Regions from separate parts of the Mus musculus genome. Here region 1 is linked to region 2. The links are chromatin loops, found by intact Hi-C in ENCODE. Cell type or tissue: heart. All regions are shown on one strand. Each heading gives the region's core, and the rest is flanking DNA. Links, peaks and the distances in the headings are about the cores only. Region 1 overlaps Hs6st2 (heparan sulfate 6-O-sulfotransferase 2). Region 2 holds the start of Hs6st2 (heparan sulfate 6-O-sulfotransferase 2).

Region 1 (8,332 bases), core at 16-8,015, 280 kb before region 2:
AATGTGCGGATGGAGTGTTCATTGGTCTTCGAAGTCACCTTGTGTGACAGAGGTTAGAAACCATGTAAACACACTCCATCAGGGTCCACGATGAAGGCTCAGCTGGTAAAGTGCTTGGTGTGCAAACATGAGGACCTGAGCTCAGATCTCCAGAATCCACATAAAAATCCAGGTGTAGCAGGATGTGCCTGTAATTCCACAACTGTAGAGGCAGAGGTGTGTGGAACTATTCACTGGACAGCCAGATGAGACCAGTCAGTGATATCCAGATTTACTGAGAGACCCTGTCTCAAAAGTCATAGACATTGACTTCTTGGCACTCATACACACATGTGCTTGAGTATCCACACGAACAAACATAAATTAATAATACCTTGGAGGTTTTGCCAGACTAAGGATGTAGGATGTTTAGTATTCTGACAAAAGAACTTGAAAGGAAATAGCCAATAAGTGATTTGGAGGAAGCCAATAAATCCAGACACATGGATAGATATTCCAGCAGTGTGTACTTGCTCCCTCTTGGTCCCTACTATGCTCGGCTGTGGAGAAAGAACCAAGGGAAGCAGAGAGAACCATGGAGGAGTCTGGGGAACCTAGGACAACATACAGGCTAGCAAATGGAAGCAAGAACAGAATGTGAGGATAGCACCCTGATGGCATCTTTAGGTTTGCCTAAAGGAAGAATGAGACAAAGGAAGAAGAGACAGAAGGGAAAGAACAATGAATGGCACAGAAGTGTAAAGCAGCCTGCTTCGTGGAAAAATAGTGGGCAGCAGAGGAGTCTGGCAGGAACTGGAGAGGGATTGGCGGTCAGGTTGAGACAGGATGTAGGTGCCATGGTATGGGATTCATACGCATCTGTCACAGAGACAAAAATCAATGGAGAGGGAGAGGGAGAGGGAGCTTACATGAAAGGTGCTTCTTAGGTTTCTGGAGGATAACTTTGAGGGTGGGAAGTAGACTTACACATTCAGACAAGCAACCTAGAATTAGGCATCTGACGGCAGCTTTATGGACCCAACGCTTCTCTTTATGCTCTGTGGTTGTTCCCTATTCTCTGTATTACTTTAAGGTCCTTACCACCCTGTTGTTTGCCTCTGATTAGATTCCAATTTATTTGAACATGGCCTCTGGGCATGATCTAACAAATGTCAAGAAAGCAACTTCCCTCATTGTGACAGCATTTCTGTTCTTGTGTCCTCAGATCAAATTGCAGTTAGCCTTTTGGAGGCCATGACAAACCACTGATAGAGCAAAAAGAATTTTTCTATTTTTCACATACGCACCACTTATGTCTGTCTGTCTGTATGTATGTATTTTTATTTGTTTGTTTACCTCTGTGTATCTGTACATGAATGCATGTACCTATGCCAGGTGCATGCCCATGGCACCTGTGTGGAATTCAGAGGACAGTTTTCAGGCGGAGGATACTTGGACCATGTGGGTCCTAGGGATCAAACTCATGCCATTAGACTTGGCAGTAAGTGCCTTTACCCACTGAACTATCTTTCTGGCCCCACAATAGAAGGTGGTCAGCCTTGTGACACTGCCTTGGTGAACTGCCTTGTGACACTCGAGGCATCATGGGTCTACAGGTGCACTGAATGATCAGACATTCATTAACCCAGGAAACTGATGAGGACTTCTGAAATCCAGTCCATCCTGGATGGATGTCGGTTGCTGATGACCTTGCTTAATTTCTTCCTTTTAAAGGAAACCCAATCCTCTCAAAAATGCATCTGGATTCTGATTACATCCCCCTGCTCTGCCAGTATACTTTTTTCTTGTTGGCAATGTCTGCATCCAGGCACTTATTAAAATAGAACAAGGTGTTGCAGGTCTGTGGTATTTGCTAGAAATCTCCCTTCAGATTGATATGAACCCAACCAGTACTGTGAAACAGACTGGTTTAATTTTCAAAGAGCAAGGCAAGCTCATGCCCAGGAAAATCATACACACTTGGTTTCACTCAGTAATAATTGGACAGTATTGTCTTGCCACCAAATGGGTCACTTAATTAAAATGAACAGGTTTCACATTGTGAAATTGGAGTTATGACTCTCCATCAGTTTCCTGGGTTAATAGAATGTCTGTTTGTCATTCAGGGCATGTGTATGCCCATGGTACTTCTAGTGGCACAAGGCAGGCAGCCCACAGCTGGCCACCTCCTATTTCAAGACAGCTGCCCTCCAGGTGGCCTTGGATTAACCCAATCTTCCCATGTTTCTTGCTTGTAGCTTTTGAGATAACTGCAGAATGTGCTTGGAATGCAATATTCTGAGATGAGAAAGAACCACCTGAAATAGCCCCAGCCTTGCGCTTGTCTTTAGTCCCAGCCTTGTTCCTGTCCTTCCTAAGGAACACAACATCTCGAGTTAGGGAAGAATTGCCCAGACTTTCTTCCTTTACCCTAGAATTTCAATGTACTTCAATCATTTGTATATGACACCCATTATGTTCCAGACATAAAACCCAGGGCTGAATTTGGGGTCTTTAACTGTGGTCTAAATGAGGTATACATATTTAATATATATATATATATTTTTGAGACAGGGTTTCACTAAAATGCTCAAGCTGGTCTGGTACTCACTATATAGTCCAGACTGAGCAGGAACTCATGATCCTCCTGCCTCAGCCTCATCGGCAGTCAGATTACAAGCATGCACCACCACCACATCTGCCTCCAGCATGCACATTTGAAACCCTGTGCACCCCAGGTAGATTTCTTGGTCCTTGGAAGACTAGCTCACAATGGATTCTGGCTGCTATTGGTGTTTGCTGCCAGTCTATGATGAACAAGCTCACACCACATAATTTTTATATGAGTATGTTCTATCTTGTTGGGCTTATCGTACTGTGAGCCTGCTCCACACATACGATGTCTAGACATTGTTAAGACATCATGGAGACAAGAGAATCCATCGACAATTCTGTGTAAGTGGGAAACTCAAGGGTAATCTATGATTCCTTTGTCTCAGGAATTATTTATATCTAAACAATTCCCTAAATCCTGCTGATCCTGAATCTTGGTAGGTGGCAGGCCCTTATCACTTCTCTATTGGATCAAAGCTACAGCAGCATCCCAGGGGACTTTTATGCATCCAGCCCCATACTACTTCCACAATTCACATGAAATACATCTGACCTGTCTTTCTGCAGTAAGTCCTTTCCTGTGGATGCCAACAAGAGCTTGCTGACAGGAGCCTGATATAGCTGTCTCCTGAGAGGATCTGCCAGTGTCTGACAAATACAGAAGTGGATGCTCACAGCTATCCATTGGACAGAGCACAGGGCCCCCAATGAAGGAACTAGAGAAAGGACCCAAGGAGCTGAAGGGGTTTGCAGCCCCTAGGAGGAACAACAATATGCACTAACCAGTACCCCCAGATCTCCCTGGGACTAAACCACCAATCAAAGAGTACCCATGGTGGGACTCATGGCTCTAACTGCATACATAGCAGAGGATGGCCTAGTCAGTCATCAATGGAAGAAGAGCTCTTAGGTCCTGTGAAGGCTCAATGACCCAGTGTAGGGACTGCCAGAACCAGGAAGTGGGAGTGGGTGGGTTGGTGAGAAGGGGCAGGGGGAGGGCATAGGGGGTTTTCAGAGGAGAAACTATAAAAGGGGATAACATTTGAAATGTAAATAAAGAAAGTAAGTAATAAAAAAAAAGTCCTTCCCATAAGACACTCTAAAAAGTATAAAAGCCCAGGTCTTCTGCATTACACATAGCGACAAGAAGCCCAGCTTTCTTTTTGTCCAGTCTAATCTCCAATTAGCACACCCTTCTCTGTGCTAACTCGGGGGGTATTGGCAGTAGAAAAAATGATGTTTGGACAGGTACAACTGGAAGGAGCAGTTAGGATTGGGTTTCAATGGGTCGACTCTAGAATCTCACTAAGCATTTTACAAGGCCAAGCACCGTAAGACAAAGTATCATTCACCCCTCAATGGCAACAGTTGAGAAATTACATTCTACATTTTATGCTTCAAGGATATAAAAATACTTTTCATTTTTCAAGTTTATCATAGTCAACGACTCCACAAGGCCCCTGCCTTTGTATATAGTGTACCCACTCATTCAGATGACATAGATTTGTCCTTCATAAACCACCTTTTAAAAAAAGCCAACAACCGCTTCAAAACTCGACTCAAAGGTTTTCCCCTCCATGAAACCTTTCAGGACAAAATAAGCTCCCTGCCTCTGCCGTGGTTGTCTTGGGAAGCTACTATTGGAACATTCACTACAGAATGCTATGATTGTCTAGTGATTATACTGTCTTCCCCTTTGCAGAGTAGAGAATATGTATTGTTTATCAATATGAGCTCCTCTGGGCCTAGCATAATGTCTGACATAAAGTAAGTGATTAATGAAAGAGTATTGAATGAAGGCAGCCAAAGCAGCAAAGCTTGTGGGGTATGGGGTTAACAAGAAAATGTGTATCAGAGCCCTTGGTATTGGAAAGCCACTAGATGTCACTATTTAGTAGCAGATATACCATTTTGTACTGGTGCTGGAGCATTTAAGATGTGGTTATAGTCAGCTGCTGTGCCTGACTTCTTATGCAGTAGGGCTCTTTAAAGGAAGTTGGGAAGATCATGGGTTTTAAAATGGAAGACAGCAAAAAAGCAACAACCACAGTTTCCTCCTTGTTTCACCATTTACTTATCCTGCAATAAGAACCTAAGTTGTAAGTTACTGAAGCTTGGCATTGTCCCAGCGAGAAGAAATCACTGCAGCAGTGCATCGTCTGATTCAAGCCCTGCACTTTAGAAGCAGGGGGAGCAGAGGTCCTAAGAGATGGAAGGCCTTACCCAGAAGCCACAAGTTGCTGAGAGCCCTTGAGAATGGAGAGGGCATTCAACTGACTTTTAAAGAACGCACTAACTCCAAATAAGGAGAAAGGTCTGGCTGCTGAGAATGGCACTTCCTCGCCATAGGCTTATAGCTAGGAGTGCTTTGTGCCTGTCACTTATGCACTAAGAAATGGACACTGAGAGGAACAACATAATCTAAGGTTATTTCTCAAGCTATTTTTCCCATTCCAGTTCAGGGACAAAACCCTAGGACTTCCAGCTTTGAGAAGAACTGAAAGGAGCGGTTTCAAATGTGATGCCCTAGCACCCCACCGCCATGCTCTAGGGCAGTGGTCCTCAACCTTCCTAATGCTGTTCCTCATGTTGTGGTGACGGCCAACCATAACGTTATTTTTGTGGCTACTTCATAACTGCAATTTTGCTACTGTTCTGAACCATAATATAAATATCTTATATGCAGTGCAAGGGTCATTCTGGCCCCAAAGGAGTCGTGAGCCACAGGCTGGGAACCATGGCTCTAGACACTTTTTGAGTTGTTCACTATTCCAAAGCATGGGTCTCAGGGCTCTGAAGCCTATGTATTAGTGAGCTCTCTTGGAGCTGATAAAGTGGAGCTAGGAATGTCTGGCCTAAGTGTGGTGTCATCAACCAGAAGTCTTTCCAACCAAGTGAAGCCCTAAGAGAAAGAAACCCCGGGCCTCTGGTTGGAGAGTCTCTGGGCATGTTCATTTCTGTCAGGAGCCATCCAGGAACCATTCCCTGAACAAAGTTCCTAGTATCAAGCTGTAAACATTGGCTTTTCTTTGGGTTCACTGCTTCACAAAAGGCCATCATAAGATTTTTTTCTACACAGGCCATAGAGGAAATAAATATCAAAGCCATTTAAAAAAAATGGAAGAAGGCCAGCAAACTCATAGCAGTTAAGAACATAGGAGTGATCAATAAAAAGTTAATTTAAGAAAGGAAACAGTTTCTTAAGCCAAATCAATAGGAGCAAAATTTTACTATACCTAGAGCTTGCTTCTGATATTTTTCCTGAAAGCTCAACCTTTCCACACCTTCCCTTGGTTTTAGAGTAATGAAGAGTGATAGAAAAACAGGAATTGTAGTTGGTGGTCCTGAGTAAACTGAATGGACGGTAGGGGGTATACATGTGATTGAGTCATTAATGCTGAAAGCCTGGTCCCCACGCTCAGCTAAAAAGGTCTAAAGTAAGTGCTTTGATCCTCTCAGTGCAAGTAAATAACAAAGTCCAAGCAAGCAGGATGACTTGCAGTTCAAACAACATTAATATGTAAGCCTAGGCTAAATAAAAGTACAGTAAATTGAATTAAAAGCAAATATGCCTCTAATGGGACTCGCAGTTGCTGTTTGAATTGATTTTCTTGTGTGCCTCATATATTGGCAGTCCCCAAAGAGGAGTTCCATAAGCGCTGTGATCAGCAGTGGCAGCAACCTCATTAAAGAAGAGTGGGGCTCCGCGAGGGGAGTACTTTGAAGCGGGTGGACGCTCATTCAGATGTTCTGGTTTTGGTACATTTGCCACAACAGTCTTGTGGCTTTGTAGTCAAGCTTTATCTAGTGAAAAGAGTGAGCCATCACAGTTGCAGATAGTGAGCGATGCAGAGCATTGATACCCATGATTTCATTTCATTGTCTTCTCAGCACTGGCAGTCTCAAATGATGTGGATGCTGAACCCCTCTCTACTTTACCCTTTCAAGTTAATACCCTGGGCCCATCATTTGCCTTGCTTCACCCAGGAATCCAAATGGGACAGGGCCTATCCTGTCCAGAGCTATAGGATGACTGAAACTTACTATGGTCACTTAAGGGAGCATCTACTGAACAGCAAACCAACCTGGAATCGGGCTGAAGGTCTCATTCCCACCATATAAGATATGTTATTTTTGTCAAAGATGAAACTCACATATTATAGCTGTCCAAGATGAAAATGCAGCCTAGGCATACATTGTACTATACTATCTAGGTTGGTGTGGCATACTCTATGACACCTAGACAACAACAAATGTTCTTAATGGCAGGTGTCTCAAGACATTTCCCAGTCTTTAAGAAACACATGGATGTATTCTGCTCCTCTTGGAGCACAGTTCTCTGTGTGTAAAGTAACATTTTAACAAATTGATCTCCCATCTCTAGCTAATTAGCAGTGGGCCTATCTATCTGTGATATGGGAAACTTCATCAGAGCACAAATGCCCTCCACTAAAACTGAAGCATGGCGACATGTTTTACAGAGCAGACAATAATTCAATTTTTTTCCTTTATGGAAAAGAAAGACTTCTAATATGTCTAAATTCATATTCAAGAAAGCATTCTTCACATAATCTGCCATGGGGGTATTAACACTTTTAAGAAAGCAATTCCCCTCTTTCCCAAAGCCCCACAGGTTGCAAAGTACATAAATCTAAACGGTGTTGCAACCAGTGAGAAAGCTTGAGGTTTTTTTTTTTTTTTTTAACAAGATGTGAAATTCCAAGCTTTATGAGCCGTGCTCACCAGGATTTATCCAGAATCCACTCAATTGCCTGGCATCATGAAAAGCTTTACGCCACCTCCCCACCACCTCTACTTTTGCATTCTAAAATTACGTTGTGAGTTGTGGTTCATTAATACTCCAAGTGTTTTTTAGGTGGAGAGAACTTTTGGAAAAAGCCCTCTGTAGTGTGCACATGAGGTAGTCCAGGGGAGTGGTAGGGGGCATGAAGGATATAATTTCTCTAAGTCACATGCACACTAGTTTGCAAATTTATTAACCAACTCAGGCTACCCAACTTCCCTTCCAGGAACCCCTTCTTACCCATATGGTATTTCTCAGGGTTCTGAGTCTTTCTATTATTTGCATGTGAAATTTCATGCCAACCTGCCATCCCCTGAGGGTAGGCATCTGATGCCAGTGATAGGAAATGGATCTATTCCTTCTTCCAATGCCAAAATGGGTAGTTGAGAGTTCAGAGTGGAAATGGGAGTTCAGAGTGGAAATCTCACACCCATGGCATCAGAAACAGGCAAGGAGTCTTCTAAGCAGACTCTCTGTGGTTGCTATGGGTTATGTCTCACTCTTTAGATGATGTTTCCTAGTTTCCTATAATCTCTTAACCCGGAAATCCAATGTGTCTGCCCTGCCTTTTTATTGACCAACACAAAATGTAGAACACAACATGCTCTGTGTTTCAACTAGGAAATAATACAACTGAGAGCTCAGTGACATCTGACTCAGGAACCTATACATCTATGGAGGGAACAGAGGCTCCTGTGACCTTTGAAGCTGAGGGGCTTAGAAGGTAATACTCGAAAAGTATTAGCTACTAGCATTGCTGCTGGTGTTATATAGATAAGGATATTCAGCCGAAAGGTTCAAGTCAGCCATCCTTCAAAATCAGACTCAGGTCCTGATTATCAGGCAGTTTTATAGAAGCCCTGAGCCCAAACTCTTGTACACAGCTTCAGCTGCCATAGACCAGGAACAAAATCAGCCTGCTGAGATAAAGGACAC
Region 2 (8,332 bases), core at 36-8,035:
TTCTGCTGTGTCACTAAAGACCTCAATGACCTTGGAAACGTCATTCAGCCTCTTTGCATGTCACTCATTGTCTTCTGATAAAAAGGGAATATTCTTGTCCTGTCTGCCATTCTCCAAAAGATAGTACACATTCCCGGAGGAATAACAAGACACTATGAAAACTCATTACAAAATAGAATGTTCTCTCCACATAGACTGCACTACTAGGGATTTAGAGGTTTATTCTGTAGTCCTGAGACGAGTATGTCTACAAACCGCTAGCTGTGCAGTTGCGTCGACTACTAAATTTTCATCTCCCATGTACAAGCACACATGATGCATACACGTTGTCAGTACTGTCATCCTGCAAGCAGGGATCTCTCAATAGCCTGGAAAAGTCTGGATCCTTTAGGCAATCACTGATAATTCTGGAGATAGGCAGAAAGGAGTGAACTAATAAAGAGGTGATATTGTATTTCTCTAGGAAATTTTATTTCATTTTCATAAATACCGTACAATCAACTGACTTTTCCAAACGTGGTTCTTCTTTGATTAGACTAGATGGCACTATGATATCACCCTTTTAATGCCTGAGAAAACTATATTGTATTACAAACAATTTTGCTTCAACTGAATAGATAATTCAGACCACATTAAGAGTCTATTTGCAGATATCACACCCTGACCTACATGTTCAAAGGAACTGGTATAGGCACACATGTCATATACAATGCTAGACACAGCTATGGCTTCGACAGCAGTTAAGACTTCTAATCTCCACCACCACTACCCCCACTGTTGTAGGTGTGGAAGTCTACTTTCGCCCTAAACATTGTTTGTGATCACAATTCTTCAGTACACCTACAAGCTAGCTAGCATAAGAGATCATTTACAGTACTGCCAGATCTGAAGGGGACTTTCTTAAACAGCACAATGCTGTTGTGACGACTTAACCCAATTCTTGCCATGAACTGACACTCAGCCTTTCTGTCTGTGGCCAAGGATCTCTTGTGATAGGAAAACAAACCTGTTAGTGTAGAAAGAAAAATGAAAGTTCAAAGGATTCAGCCAGGACTCCGGCCTTTGAGAAAGGCCACTGTAAACTGGTGTGACCAGAAAACCAGGGGCTCCCTTTGCTAAAGCTAGATAGAAGAAATCATCGTACCTACAGTTCATCCTTTACAGCTACCTGTAAAACATCACTTCAGCTAGGAAGTGAGGTGAGCATAGGCTGTGTAAGGCAGGAGGGGTCCAAGTGAACAAAAGCAGCAGTGGCAGCAGAACCTTTGAGAGCCCAAGAAGTCACCAAAATGGACAGAGCAAGACACTATGGTGATTGCTCACCAGAAGACCCCAATTTCACTCCCTGCAAGTAACTCAGCTAGACTCCCTGCCCTGGTCCAGATTTGTTTTCAAGGGCTCTGCAAAACAATAGCTCTGGCTGGATTGATTTCACTCCAAAGCAGCTCCTTTTGTCCACTTCACAGTACCCCATGACCTCCAGGAACTGCCATAACAGCTAAACCGAAGAAAATGCCTCCTCACTGGCTACAGATTATCCACAAACCAGTTTTTTCTATTTCATTCATTCCCTGTTGGCAAGAACCTGAGCTGACCATGGATGCTGAGGCTCCTGGATTTCTGAGCCTCAGAACAAGCTCCTAGCACTCCTATGACTCCTGAGCCCTATGCAGGGTCCAGAGCTACTTTCCTGGTCACCGAGCAGGCCAAGTGCGTCCTTATATTCGAAAAGTATGATGGACACTTCAAGTGTGGGCAACGGTAAGGGGCACAAGATGAGAGCCAGGAGCTCTCCCTGAGCGTCCCCAAACAGTGGCAGAATGACATCTGCTCTCCAGAGAAAAGTGGGGCCTGGAGGTAGGGAGGTGATAGAAGTCAGGGAAAGAAGAAAGAGAAAGGTGAGAAAGAGAGAGAGAAGAAAAGGGGAAAGGGGAACAGCAGATAGAAAGAGAAAGACCAGGAAAAAGGAAGGAAGAAGTAACCAACAGCAGACAAGATGGGCAGAGAATTTCCCACTAGAGAAAGCCAGAAACTAAAAGGGAGGGGAGGGGGAATGCTGGACGGGAATGGAAGGAGAACAAGCCTGGTCTTTGGGACCAGGTGCAGAAGGGAGGAGAGGATAAGGAGGATGGGCCTGAGAATCTGCATGCAGAGCACGGTTCTTTAGGACTTTCTAGTGCTCAGAGTGTAGTGTCCAGTCCTTGCGGCTGCTGGGCGACTTTCCAGGCAGCCAGGCCGCTTTCCCCACACTCACTCAGCAAGCAGGCTAACCTTCTGATGGGCAGACCGGCTGTCCTGGGCTGCAGCCCAGATGCTTCCTGACAGAGCAACTAAGATAGGCTCTAGTGTCTACCCAGCAGGGACTGGGCGCCAAGGTGTACACGGGGACCCACAGCAACTACAGAAACAGCCTTTCCCGCCCCTGGTTCACTGTGGCCCAGGTCCGTGACCACCCTTAAGGGACTCACTGAGACTCACCTGGAAGGTCTCAGCCTGGCGTCGCGCTTGCCATCCACCACCGCCGGCACGCAGCTGGTGAGCTCGGTCCAGTCGGCATGCAGCCCGCAGCTCCAGCCGGTGGAGAACCTGGAGAAGAGCCAGGTCTCCCTCTTACCCGGCCGGTGGCAAGTGCATTTCTTCTGCCCCACGCGGCACTCACATGGCTGCTCCAGCTGGATGTTGCGCACCAGGTGACGGCCAAAAGTGGTGCCCCCAGTCTTCTGGATGTGCAGGAACACGATCAGGTCATCGCCCTTGATGTCGAAGTCTACCTTGCGCAGGAGATCGCCGCGGCTGAAATTGTAGCGGGGTACAAACCTGGCCGAACTCTCATCCTCCGAGCGGTACGGATCCGGCACCGGGGAGCTGAACGCCTGCAGGCGGAGGAGCTGGCATTCTGTGCCGGGGCACACGTATTGGAGGACGATCACCGCAAATAGGAAGAGCATCACCAAAGCCAGCAGCAGCTTGTTAGATTTCTCATCCATGTTCCCGACGCTGGGGGAAACCCAAGCTCGTTACGTCAATCCCGCAGCTTGGCCCGTGCTCGCCTCGCTCCCGCACCGCCCCCTCCCCGTGGCGCCACCGTTGCGCCCCTTTCCCCTCCCGTCCGTACCGAGTACTCCACCACGGCGGCGGCGGCGCCCTTCCCCGCTTCCTTCCTTCCCGGCAGGCTCAGCGCTGTGGCTTCTGCCGCACACCCCCCCTCACCCCGACTCCATCCCGCTGGCCGTTGGCCCCCTCCCCCGCGGAAAAACCCCGACCCACTCCGCGGCCGCAGGATCCCTCCGGTCCTGGTCTCTCTACTCCCTAACTCACGCCACCCCTCTTCAGGCGCTGGGTGCTTCCCGCTCTCCTCTCTCGAGCTCCCATCCCCATCCCGTTGGCCCGCGGGACTCTCTGGGGCCCCGGACCCCATTTCCCTCCTTGTGCGCGAGCTGCTGACCCTAAACCCGGGCTCCCTTGGCGCGCGTCCCGTTGCTCACCGGGTGGCCTCTAGAAGTGAGCTGGGGCTTCGGGGTTCCCCAGGGGGAGAAGGAAGGAGCCCGCGGGCTGCCTGACTTTGCAAGCAGAGGCAGCGCAGCCCTTTCCCGCGGAACAGCGGTCAGTTGCGCGCTCAACCCGTCTCGAGTCCCCCAGCCCCGCCACCACCGGCACCCTGGAACTTTGAGCCTTGCCCTCGCTCCCAACTGCCTTCCCTCCTCCCGCCGCCCGGGCTCACCCTGGACCCGGAGCGAAAGCCCCACGTTCGCTCACCACGTACCTGGCCAAGGGACCGAAAATCTTGGAGAAGATCGCACTGAGCACGTGCTTGAGCGAGTGGCCCACGGCTGCCAGGCCCCGAGTGAGCAGGGCCCGGCAGAGGGAGCCCAGGTCCCAGCGTCGCCTGAGGTCGTGCATCCGCCTGCGGCGGCCTCGAGGCAGCAGCGCGAAGAGCGGGGCGCGCAAGGCTCCCGCCAAGGAAGAAAATGCCTTTGGGGGCTTGTCCTGGAGCGGCGGGGAGTTGAATCCGAGAGACACACCCCTAGGAGGGCCGGCGCGGACTGAGGCGGCAACAGACCCGGGCCGGCTTGCTGCCAATTCGGCCTCTACTCTGGAATGCCGGCGGGGACAGGTGGTGCGGGCGGGCGCTCCTTGCTCCGGTTGCAGTGGCGGCCCGAGCGCCCGGGCTGCAAACGCAGGCAGTGCCATTCCCCCCTTCAGGCAACTCAGGGTACTAAGGATCAGGAGCGAGCCTGAATTTATATAATAATGCCTCGCGCCCAAGAGCCCCAGCCACTTCACAAGCAAAAGACCTGGGTTTTCTCCTGTGTTGGAGAACGGAGGTCACTCCAGAGAGCGCATCACTCCACTTTGGCTCATAATTTCAGCCTCCCTTAAAATAGCAAAGGCGCAAATTGGACCCTTTCCCTCTCTCTTTGCCAATTTCCATTCTGCAACGGAAGAGGGGGGTATTTTCTGAAAAGGTAAGTCAGCATGGCAATAAAGCATGACTAAAAAACCTTACACGGGGGATTTTTGAGCATTTTCAAAGCACTCTCACTCTAATTCCTGTCCCCTTATGAATCTCATGCACCAAGCCCACCGCCCTCAGAAAGATTTCACTCACTCACTACCGTTGATTGAATGGATGGATGTCTAACTACACACCACATCAGAGTCAGACCATCTTGCTCAAGGTGTTGTGGCATATGAAGAATCTGAAGCCCAGAGAGAATTAGATATGCACCCAAGGTCACACAGCACAGAACCGGGATTTATTCTCAGAAAACCAAGCACGATCCAACCTTTTAGTTTTTTCATAATTAGAACATGTCTCTAAATAAATATGTATGGGTTTATTATCAAGCCCAGTTGTCCAAGGGCTCTTTTCATCTGGGAAAACAGGGCTGCAGAGATTTAAGAAGGGATATTCCTTCAGAACAAGGCCCCTGGCAAGCTGGGTCGCAGACATTTCCTAGCTAATGAATGGGGGAATGTGCAGTGCATGAAGACACTGGAGTTTCCATTACTGAACATGCACTCCCAGCCTAACTGATGCACAAGATGTGTGGGTTAGCAGCAATGTTTCAAAGTAGTAGCACCGGTGGTGGTGGCCACTGGAAAAGGATGCTGTAAGCTGAGTGCTAGCTAGTATAGGGGTGTTTCTCTCCAGAACATTATCTCCCTTGCACAGTGGAGCAGCATGCAAAGCCTGATTCAGGAGCCCTTGGGATTATTCCACTTGCTTACAGAAACTATGGCAAAATAATTTGCCCTTCCTGAGGCTCAATTTCCTCTTCTGTCACATAAGACTAATAGTAATGCCTCCATTTTAACCAATTAGGCTAGTGTGAGGATAAAATGTAGAAACCTTTAGGCAACTCAAAATACTAGGTGATGTTTATCTGCAATGCTTCTTGCCTAGGTGTACCAAATGAGTGTGAGGCTAGTTAAAGAAGGGTTCTTGTCAGGCCATTTTTTTTTAACTGTCACCTAGCCCTTCTACTCAGAATCCCCAGTCCTAGCTGTACTTACCCATGCCCCAGGGAATCTACAGGGACACTAAAGGATTCTTTGTCTAGCTGCTGCAGGTGTCAATACTAGGTGTCAACACAATCTTTTGGAAATACTCCATTCATGGCATCCCTGCATCTCTGGCCCTGATCTCTAGGAGCAAAGTTGTACAAAGGAACTGGATGCTGCAGTACACAAAATAGACCTTGGCTCCCCAGAAAGCTCCCCTGAGTCTGTGGAATAGGCCCTACTCCCCGCTGGGGGCAGGTAAGGATGTAAGCCCTGAAGCAACAGGGATCACCATTTCCATGGCCACCCACACAGTGGCCTCTTTGGTTGACACAGTAGGTAGCTATCCTCCTCAAGGACAGCACATAGAAGGTTCCTCCAGTCACGTTATCAGCATTATAATGGCATTCAGTAGATCCTTAAGAAAATACTTTGTGAAACTGGTGGTTCACACATTCAAGCCCACAGGTACTAATTATGGAATTTCTATTTAAGAAGGATTAATGGGATTGGAATATGGGAAAGGAAATTACCTTGGGTTGAAGGTAGATGAAGGTGGTGAGCAGCACCAGGGAAAACCAGGATTTTCCCAAAAAAGAAACCTGTGCAGAGATGTAAACACACACACACACACACACACACACACACACACACACACACAGGCAAATAGGGAAAGGGTTAGTCAGGTTTATCTCTGCAGAGCCAAAGGAAGAAAACTGCAGTTTCTGAGATACAGTACTCTGCTAACACATTATTAATGTGAATATATACAACAGCTCAGTGAAGTAGACTTCCATATACACACCATTTCTTGACCCTCCCCCCTTCATGTTTGTGAGACAAAAAAAAAAAAAAAAAATCATGGGGGCCAGCAGATGGTTCAGCACCTGCTGCCAAGCCTGACTATCTGAGTTCAATCCCTTAGACCCACATGGTGAAAGGAGAGAACCAATTATCTCAAGTTGCCATCTGACCTCCACAGGAACAGAAATGCTCTCGTGCATGCGTGTGCACACACACACACACACACACACACACACACACACACACACCTCTAAATAATAAAATACTGATAGCAAAAAATAAATCTCAAAATGTTGGTTGCTTTGAGATACATTCTATGTAGTCCTGGAAGACTTAGAACATGCTGTGTCGACCAGATTGAACTTGAACTCACAGAAATCCTGCTGCTTCTGCCTGTTGAATGATGGGATAAAGAGCCTGAGTCCCTGAATCTAGCTCATAATGTTTTAAGCAAATTTATCATTTTTTCTTGGACCACATTCACAGCTATTCTCAGCAAGCTGGCTGCAGACTGCAGGTTGGACACACAAGAGTGTTTCTTCCAGAGAGATATTGAGATGGGAGGTGAAGTGCAAAAGAGCAGGCTGAATTGTAAAGTCTTTGGCTTTCTATCTCCTTGGAGGAACTTTAGTTGCAGTAGGTATAAGCATGTAGGTTTCAGTACTTGGAAGGTAAGGAGGACATTGCAGTCTGAGCAGAGCCTCTGATTAATTCCAAAATGTGGTGAGGTTTTCAGTATTTTTCACAGAACTGTCCTTCAATGATTTTCAACAAAAGGTTGATGATTCAGAGAGCACAAAGGTCAGTCTGGCTTGTATAGTAAGTGGAGTGTGAGAAGCCCTGCATCTGGGTGCTTGAGACTGAGAGGACAACAGGCGGCTCTGGCAAGAGTCCTTTGTTATAAGCATGAATCTGAATCCAGAGGGCACCCACTGAAATGGCCAGGTTCTTTTGTCACAGAACAAAGAAGTGAAGTAGGGACGCGTGGATTGTGATAGAAATAGTTGCAGTCCATTAAGAAAGACAATGGTGCTCTTGAGAATGGGTGAGATCCCAGGCTCAAAAATCCCATCTCCCCACAATGACCCTTTCTAGGTCACTGCTGCTTTCTCCCACACTTGCAGATTGCTTGCATTTCCCTGGGATGCTCTGCTTGGTTACAGACAGCCCAGGTGGGGAGAGGTTAGGGTCCTTCAGTCACTTGACTGCTTTCATATGCTAATCCTGATGTCTTTCTCTCTGCCCTAGTTTCTGAGCACACCTTGACTAGGATGCTAAGAACACCTAGTAGGCCAGGGAAACCACTTCCTTGCTGGGCTTCTTTTGTCCCCTTTGTGTAGGACAGCAAGGTTAATGAGATTCAAAGAGAACTTTTTTTGATCTGATAATGCCAAGACCAAAGTTACTTGTCTGCTTCAAGAGCCAAAATGCCACAGGCAGTGGGAGAAAGTTTGGATTCCTGGTCCTCAAAATGAAATTCTATAGCATTCTGTGGCATTAGCGACACAGGATCTCAGCAGTTACATTTGTTGTGGGCCTATAATACAGTAGCAACAGCAGGGTCTCCTGTTCAAATTAGAATAGAAATAGTGGAAACAATATTAGAGAGAGTGTGTCACATTTACTACAAAGCATAAAACAGTATGCTTTCTCCTCATCCTGAGTATTCGCGTCAACCCCGTTTTTCCAGCTGTCTATAATTTTTGAAAATGCTCATATTCTCAATAATAGGCAATTTTTGTCACAAAGATTGAAGGCATGCAAATGGTAGTGCCAATGCATTCTGTATTTATGTGTCTCTCCAAACTGAATGAACAGCAGTACTTAATGAAATGCTATTGTGGAGCTCAAGCTTTAATATTATAAACAGGTTGGGTGTGTTACACATATCCCTCTCCATAGTCCTGTTTCCCCTCACAAGACACAGAGCTTTGATTTCTGGCCTGACAAAACCCGGGGCTCAACAAATTAAAAAAGGAGGAAAATGCTGGGGTGCCGTGCATACTAAAGGAGTGTGTGTTGC

What was found. Peaks named below come from ENCODE experiments on the same cell type or tissue, not always from the same donor. Only the 100,000 strongest peaks of a DNase experiment are listed, where the experiment ranks them.
Region 1: it touches region 2 in a loop (2.8-fold over the local background); 3 of 42 quality-filtered maps call a loop at or near these places.

The regions. Positions count from the first base shown.
Region 1 is chrX:51,393,157-51,401,488 of GRCm38, forward strand. All of the region lies in intron 4 of Hs6st2 (heparan sulfate 6-O-sulfotransferase 2), which reads right to left. Among named protein-coding and RNA genes, the nearest start is that of Mbnl3, 190 kb to the left of the region's middle. In heart, for the core only: a CTCF peak has its summit at 4,469 (motif pointing right); no DNase peak of the experiment used is centred there.
Region 2 is chrX:51,677,412-51,685,743 of GRCm38, forward strand. It overlaps Hs6st2 (heparan sulfate 6-O-sulfotransferase 2), which reads right to left and starts at 4,191. Exons shown (of 5, transcript NM_001077202.2): 1 at 3,764-4,191; 2 at 2,479-2,997. The coding sequence starts at 4,191. It overlaps Gm35727 (a long non-coding RNA gene), which reads left to right and starts at 4,346. Exons shown (of 3, transcript XR_391681.3): 1 at 4,346-4,466. In heart, for the core only: a CTCF peak has its summit at 3,092; no DNase peak of the experiment used is centred there; H3K4me3 peaks cover 3,280 bases; H3K27ac peaks cover 2,253 bases; H3K27me3 peaks cover 3,676 bases.